Linked DNA regions of Homo sapiens: region 1 is linked to region 2. A link is an interaction called in ENCODE POLR2A ChIA-PET data of the cell type or tissue named here. Cell type or tissue: Caco-2. All regions are shown on one strand. Region 1 overlaps KMT2C (lysine methyltransferase 2C). Region 2 has its middle 36 kb from the start of LINC01003.

What was found. ChIA-PET counts read pairs that join two places held together with the same protein. Peaks named below come from ENCODE experiments on the same cell type or tissue, not always from the same donor. Only the 100,000 strongest peaks of a DNase experiment are listed, where the experiment ranks them.
Region 1: POLR2A ChIA-PET joins it to region 2 with 5 read pairs; 3 of 35 experiments call an interaction of 5 or more read pairs at or near these places.

The regions. Positions count from the first base shown.
Region 1 is chr7:152,415,023-152,419,022 of GRCh38, reverse strand. The region is part of intron 1 of KMT2C (lysine methyltransferase 2C); the gene reads left to right. Among named protein-coding and RNA genes, the nearest start is that of KMT2C, 19 kb to the left of the region's middle. In Caco-2, no CTCF peak of the experiment used is centred here; no DNase peak of the experiment used is centred here.
Region 2 is chr7:152,497,716-152,501,715 of GRCh38, reverse strand. No RefSeq gene overlaps it. Among named protein-coding and RNA genes, the nearest start is that of LINC01003, 36 kb to the right of the region's middle. RefSeq lists an enhancer at 1,307-1,807. In Caco-2, no CTCF peak of the experiment used is centred here; a DNase peak (open chromatin) is centred at 1,675.

The sequences.
Region 1 (4,000 bases), 83 kb after region 2:
GTCGTCTCACTATGTCACCCAGGCTGGTCTCAAACTCCTAGGCTCAAGTGATCCTCCCACCTTGGCCTTTCAAAGTGCCGAAATTATAGACATCAGCTACCACACCCAGCCTGACCTATTCTCTTTCAAACTTTTTTCATATACACAGTTTTTTTTTTTTTGTGATACTACTTATGTACATTTAGAGTTTTGTAACCTACTTTCCCTTGTAACATGTAAAAGAAAATTTCCGTATTGTTAATCTTTTATAACATTTTTGAAGGGTGCTTAATTTTCCATTGAGTAAAACTGAGGGCTGAGTGCTGTCGCTCACGACTGTAATCCCAGCCCTTTGGGAGGCTGAGGCAGGCATATCACAAGGTCAGGAGTTCGAGACCAGCCTGGCCAACATAGTGAAACCCCCTCTGTACTAAAAATACAAAAATTAGCCAGGTGTGGTGGCATGCGCCTGTAGTCTTCAGCTGCTCAGGAGGCTGAGGCAGGAGAATCGCTGGAATCCGGGAGGTGGAGGTTGCAGTGAGCCAAGACCACACCATTGCACTCCAGCCTGGGCGACAGAGCGAGACTCTGTCTCAAAACAACAACAAAAAACTGAGTAACCACACTATAATTTATGTAACCATACAGCTGTCTCCCCTTTTCCTCTTCTCACCCTACTGCCTTTTGTTACTATGTGTAATGCTCTGGCTGACCTTTTTGTAGATAAAGCCTTTTTCATATTTTGGTTATTTTTATAGGACAGATTACCATAGGCAGGATAATTAGGTTAAAAAATAAGCATTTGGCCGGGCATGGTGGCTCACGCCTGTAATCCCAGCACTTTGGGAGGCTGAGGTGGGTGGATCATCTGAGGTCAGGAGTTTGACACCAGCCTGGCCAACATGGTGAATCCCCATCTCTACTAAGATACAAAAATTAGCTGGGCGTGGTGGCGCACACCTGTAGTCCCAGCTACTTGGGAAGCTAAGGAAGGAGTATCGAGGCAAAGGTTGCAGTGAGCCGAGATTGTGCCACTTCACTCCAGCCTAGGTGACAGAGTGAGACTCCATCTTTTTTTTTTTTTTTTTTTTTAAAAGAAAGAGGGTGGGCGCGGTGGCTCATGCCTGTAATCCCAGCACTTTGGGAGGCCGAGGTGGGTGGATGACGAGGTGAAGAGATTGAGACCATCCTGGCTAACGTGGTGAAACCCCGTCTCTACTAAAAGATACAAAAAATTAGCTGGGTGTGGTGGCAGGCGCCTCTAGTCCCAGCTACTCAGGAGGTTGAAGCAGGAGGATGGCGTGAACCCAGGAGGCGGAGCTTGCAGTGAGCCGAGATCATGCCACTACACTCCAGCCTGGGCGACAGAGCAAGACTCCGTCTCAACAACAACAACAACAAAAAAGCATTTTTTGATTCTTCATAGATATTCAGAAGCATATAGGCTCTAATGTCTATTTGCTTATTGTCAAATTCTGGTCTTATCACTTTCTAGTTGTTGGACTTTGTATAAGCTGTTCAATCTGTATCTGTTTGTTACCTATAAAATAGGGATGATAATAACATCTTTGTCACAGGATTATTAAAAGATTTAAAGAGGGTATATGTGTTAAGAAAGCCGCTAGAGGCCAGGTGCAGTGGCTCATGCCTGTAATTCTAGCACTTTGGGAGGCCGAGGTGGATGGATCACCTGAGGTCAGGAGTTCGAGACCAGCCTGACCAACATGGTGAAACCCATCTCTAGTAAAAATACAAAAATTAGCCAGACATGGTGGTGGGCACCTGTAATCCCAGCTACTTGGGAGGCTGTGGCAGGAGAGTCGCTTGAACCTGGGAGGAAGTGGTTGCAGTGAGCTGTGCCTATTACTTAGTAAGTTCTTAGTAAATACGAACTTTTTAAAATTTTTTCCTTCTTATATTTGATGCCTTAGCAAGCAATAAATATAAACTCTTTTTTTGAGATAAATATAAACTCTTTTTTTTTTTTTTTTTTTTGAGATGATGTCTCACTGTGTCACCCAGGCTAGAGTGCAGTGGTGCCATCTCGGCTCTCCACAACCTCTGCCTCCCAGGTTCAAGGGATTCTCATGTGTCAGCGCCCTGAATAGCTGGGATTACAGGCGTGTGCCACCATGCCTGGCTAATTTTTTGATTTTAGTAGAGACAAGGTTTACCATGTTGGCCAGGCTAGTCTTGAACTCCTGTCTCAAGTGACCTGCCTGCTTTAGCCTCCCAAAGTCCTGGGATTACAGGTGTGAGCCACCGTGCCCGGCTTGATCTCTTATTTTTTTAAATTACATTGAATTTTTTTTTTTTTTTTGATACAGAGTCTTGTTCTGTCACCCAGGCTGGAGTGCAGTGGCATGATCTCCGCTTACTGCAACCTCCGCCTCCTGAGATCAAGCGGTTCTCCTGTCTTAGCCTCCCAAGTAGCTGGGATTACAGGCGCGCTACCATGCCTGGCTAATTTTTTGTTGTTGTTGTTTGTTTTTTTTTGAGATGAGTCTTGCTCTGTCGCCCAGGCTGGAGTGTAATGGCGTGATCTCGGCTCACTGCAAACTCCGCCTCCTGGGTTCACGCCATTCTCCTGCCTCAGCCTCCCTCCCGAGTAGCTGGGACTACAGGTGCCTGCCACCATGCCCGGCTAATTTTTTGTAGTTTTAATAGAGATGGGGTTTCACCGTGTTAGCTAGGATGGTCTCGATCTCCTAACCTCGTGATCTGCCCGCCTCGGCCTCCCAAAGTGCTGGGATTACAGGTGTGAGCCATCGCGCCTGGCCTACGCCTGACTAATTTTTGTATTTTTAGTAGAATACTAAAAATACAGGGTTTCGCCATGTTGGCCAGGCTGGTCTTGAACTCCTGACCTCAAGTGATCTCCCCTGCCTTGGCCTCCCAGAATGCTTGGATTACAGGCATAAGCCACCATGCCCAGCCCTGATCTCTTATTTTTATTAAAGTTTTGAAATGCCACTCCCTAAAAAGGTTGCATCAATTTGTAATGTCATTAGCAATGTGTGATAGGTCTAGTTTTATCAAACCTTTGTCATGTATGATATATTAAAATCTTTATCTTAACAACAGAAAAAAAGTAGTTCTAAGCTTTTACTTACTTGATTAGTAGGACTAATGAATATTTTGAATTTCTTTTTCTTTTTTCTTTGAGACCTGAGTCTTACACTGTTGCCCAGGCTGGAGTGCCGTGGCACGATCTTGGCTTACTGCAACCTTCGCGTCCCAGGTTCAAGCAGTTCTCCTGCCTCAGCCTCCCAAGTAGCTGGGATTACAGGCATCCACCACCACGCCCAGCTATTTTTTTGTATTTTTAGTAGAAATGGGTTTTCACTATGTTGGCCAGGCTGGTCTCGAGCACCTGATCTCATGATCCACCCGCCTCGGCCTCCCAAAGCGTTGGGATTACAGGCATGAGCCACCGCGTCAGCCTTTTTTTGAATTTTATTACTTGTATTTCTTGCGAATTGCCCAGTCGTGTTTTGTCCATGGTTTATTGGGGTGGGGGCATTCTAACTGTTTCGTATCATTAATTTAAGCTTGTTGTATGACATATTTGCTCTAAGAATTTCACCTCATTTCATTGTATAGGTAATTATCTTTTGTGTAGTGAAAAGTCCCATTATTTCTTTTAGTTCATTTAAGATTTTATTCAATTATTTATAGAAGTAGTAAGATAAATATTTGTAGATAGGTAAACAAAGCATTAGAATTTTTGACTTTTAGAAAGTAAAATCATTTGATTTAATGTCTATTTTTGTTCATTCCTATTTCCTATCTAATTAATAGAACACAGTACTGGGAGGAGGAACAAAATTTTAATCATGATATTGCTGTTTTTCATAATAATCTAGGACTAGTAATAAGTCCTCTCTTTCATCCAGAAAATATTGAAGGCCGGATGCCATCACCTGTAATCCCAGCACTTGAGGCTGAGGCAGGCTGATAGCTTGAGCTCAGGATTTCAAAATCAGTCTGGGCAAAATGGTGAGATCCTGTCTCTACAAAA
Region 2 (4,000 bases):
TGACACAGAGTGCTGGGCCCCCCAGGGTTGCCAGCTCAGTAGGTCTGGGGTTGCAGGAGTGAATTTCCAGTCCCAGGTGACACTGCTGCTGCCGTACTGTGCTTTGAGAACTACTGTTGTAGACTAGACCAATCCAGGAAGCCTTCATGGAGGAGAAGATCAAGACTTAGTAATTAGCGCAGTTAGTTGATTGGTGGGAAAGAAAGCAATTGCAAACAGAGGGAATGACATGAACATAGGCACAAAATCCAAAATGAGAGTGTTTTGTGTGTGTGCGGGGAAAGGTTTTAAGGAGACAAGGGTGACATGCCTCCTGGTAAGATATTCTGTTCTGATGAGCTATGACTGTGCACTTCTCTCCAAAAAATAAAATAAAATAAAATAAAAATTTTCAAAAATTGGCAAAGATAAATCATGCTATTAGAATAAAATTTTTTTTACTTCTGTTGTAAAACCAGAGTTGTAAGCCATGAAAGTAGATATTATTTTTCTCTAACCCTGTCACCAAAACTCTGTGTGTGTGTGTGTGTGTGTGTGTGTGTGTGTGTGTGTATTGTCAACCCAAAATATCTGAGACAGGTCTCAGTCATTTCAGAAAGTTGATTTTGCCAAGGCTAATGACCACTCGTGAGACAGCCTCAGGAGGTCCTGCGGACATATGCCAGAATGGTCAGGATACAGCTTGCTTTTATACATTTTAGAGTGACATGAGACATCAATCAATATGTGTAAGATGTATATTGGTTTGGCCGGGCCCGGTGGCTCATGCCTGTAATCTCAGCACTTTGGGAGGCCGAGGTGGGTGGATCACCTGAGGTCGGGAGGCCGAGGCAGGTGGATCACCTGAGGTCGGGAGTTTGAGCCTGACCAACGTGGAGAAACCCCGTGTATACTAAAAATACAAAATTAAACAGGCATGGTGGCGGGCGCCTGTAGTCCCAGCTACTCAGGAGGCTGAGGCAGGAGAATCGCTTGAACCCGGGAGGCGGAGGTTGCAGTTGGCTGAGATCGTGCCATTGCAATCCAGCGTGGGCAACAAGAGCGAAACTCCATCTCAAAAAAATAAAAAATGAAAAAAAGATGTACATTGGTTTGGTCCCAAAAGGCAGGACAACTCAAAATTGGGGCTTCCAGGTCCAGGTAGATAAGAGACAAAAGACTGCATTCTAGTCCGGGCACATTGGCTCACACCTGTAATCCCAGCACTTTGGGAGGCCAAGGCAGGGGGAATCACTTGAGACCAGGAGATCAAGACTAACCTGGCTAACACAGGGAAACCCCTTCTCTACCAAAAAAATACAAAAATTAGCTGGATATGGTGGTGCACCTTTAGTCCCAGCTTCTCAGGAGGCTGAGGCAGGAGAATTACTTGAACCTGGGAGGCAGAGGCTGCAGTGAGCCGAGATCTCCTCACTGCACTCCAGCCTGGGCAACTGAGCCAGACTCTGTCTCAAAAAAAAAAAAAAAAAAAGGTTGCATTCTTTGGAGTCCTTGATCAGCCTTTCACTGAATACATAACTGAGCATGACTCAGTGAATCTGCATTTTTACATAACCAGTAGAGGAAGCAATCAGATATGCCTTTGTCTCAGGTGAGCAGAGGGACGGTCCCTCATCTGTAAAGATAAGCTATCAATTTACATTGCCAGGGTGAAATTCAACAGAACTGTTTTAGGGTAAAGATCTTGAGGCCCACAAGGAATTTCTCTGGGGGCAAATTGTGAGGAAGGTATGTAGCTTTTATTTATTTATTTTTATTTATTTATTTTTAAGACAGAGTCTGCTCTGTTGCCCAGGCTGGAGTGCCGTGGTGCAATCTTGGCTCACTGCAATCTCCGCCTCCCGAGTTCAAGCCTCCTAAGTAGCTGGGATTACAGGTGTGCGCCACCACGCTTAGCTAATTTTTGTATTTTTTTAGTAGAGACAGGGTTCCACCATGTTGGTCAGGCTGGTCTCAAATTCCTGACCTTGTGATCTGCCTGCCTCGGCCTCCCAAAGTGCTGGGATTACAGGCGTGAGCCACCACACCCAGCCATGTAGCTTTTTTCTAATTTACTTTTTTTCTTTTTTCTTTTTTTTTTAAAATACCACAATCAGGCCAGGTGTGGTGGCTCATGCCTGTAATCCCAGCACTTTGGGAGGCCAAGGCAGGTGAATCACGAGGTCAGGAGATCGAGACCATCCTGGCTAACACGGTGAAACCCCGTCTCTACTAAAAATACAAAAAAAAGAGCCAGGCGTGGTGGCGGGCGCCTATAGTCCCAGCTACTCGGGAGGCTGAGGCAGGAGAATGGCGTGAACCCGGGAGGCGGAACTTGCAGTGAGCCGAGATTGCGCCGCTGCACTCCAGCCTGGGCGACACAGCAAGACTCCATCTCAAAAAGATAAATAAATAAATAAGAAATAAAAATACCACAATCATGATTACATGAGGTATATAGCTTTTTTATCTTTGTAACTATCTTATTTAGGAATAAAATGGGAAGCAGGTTTGCCTGACACTTCCCAGCCTGACTTTTTCCTTGGCTTAGTAATTTTGGGGTCCCAAGATTTATTTTCCTTTCACACTATATAGAAAATACCATGTTACAAAGGATGAGAACACTCCTGAAATTAAAGTATTGGTCCCTTGGAGAGCTTTCTTTTACACTTTCTGTTTGTTTTTTCAAAATTCAGTTTATGACACTATTCCACTGTAAATAGTCCCTTTAAAAGTCCTAGGTCTTTAAATATTTATCTGAGAGCTTCAGTTAAAGCTCTCAGTGGCTACTGATATTTTGACTTTGTATTCTCTGCAAATCTTTAATAGTATACAGCTGCCATTTTTGTAAACATTAGTGGTAAGAAGAATAATTTACTGAAAATAACAAAGTTTTACAGAAAACAGACCTGGTTCATATTCAAATTTTGCCATGTCTTAGGAACTTGTCTAATGCCTTTAGGAAATAAATAATGACAGCCTGGCACAGTGGCTCACACCTGTAATCCCAGCACTTCGGGAGGCCGAGGTGGGCAGATCACAAGGTCAGGAGTTCGAGACCAGCCTGGCCAACATGGTGAAACCCTATCTCTACTACAAAAAGATACAAAAGTTAGCCGGGCGTAGTGGTGGGTGCCTGTAATCCAAGCTACTTGGGAGGCTGAGGTAGGAGAATTGCTTGAACCCGGGAGGCAGAGGTTGCAGTGAGGCGAGATTGCGCCACCGCACTCCAGCCTGGCAACAGAACGAGACTCTGAAACAAAAAAAAAAAAAAAAGAAAAAAAGAAAAAAGAAAATATATAATGACAACCTATTTGTATTAATGAAGATAAGGTTCAGCAGCAAGTAATGAAAATGCCAACAATCAGTGGCTTGAGCAGATAGAAGTCCATCTCTCCCTTAGATAAAATCAAGGCTGGTTCTGCCATCCCTGGGTGAGGGACCCTGACTCCTCTGTCAGGCTCTTGGCTGCACGTCACTCCATGGCCTCAGGTGGTCCATGCCAGCTGTCTCAGCCCTGGCCTGCTCCTCTGCGTGCTGGCCAGGAGAAAGAGGAGAAAGGGAAGGATGATTTCCAGAAGGTGCCCACTCCAGCTGTAAGAGGGGCTGAGCATTGTAGTGTTCACAGCCAGGTGCCCAGCAAAAAAATCAGGATTCTTGTTACTAGAAAAGGAAAAATGCCTGGGCACAGTGGTTGACACCTATAATCCTGACATTTTGGGAGGCCAAGGCAAGAGGATTGCTTGAGCCCAGGAGTTCAAGACCAACCTGGGCAACATAACAAGACTTCATCTCTACTAAAAATAAAATAAAATAAAAAAGCCGGGCACGATGGCTCACAACTGTAATCCCAGCAGTTTGGGAGGCTGAGGCAGGTGGATCACCTGAGGTCAGGAGCTCAAGACCAGCCTGGCCAACATGGTGAAAACCCATCTCTAACAAAAATACAAAAATTAGCCGGGTGTGGTGGGGGGCGCCAGTAACCCGAGTTACTCAGGAGGCTGAGGCAGGAGAATCACTT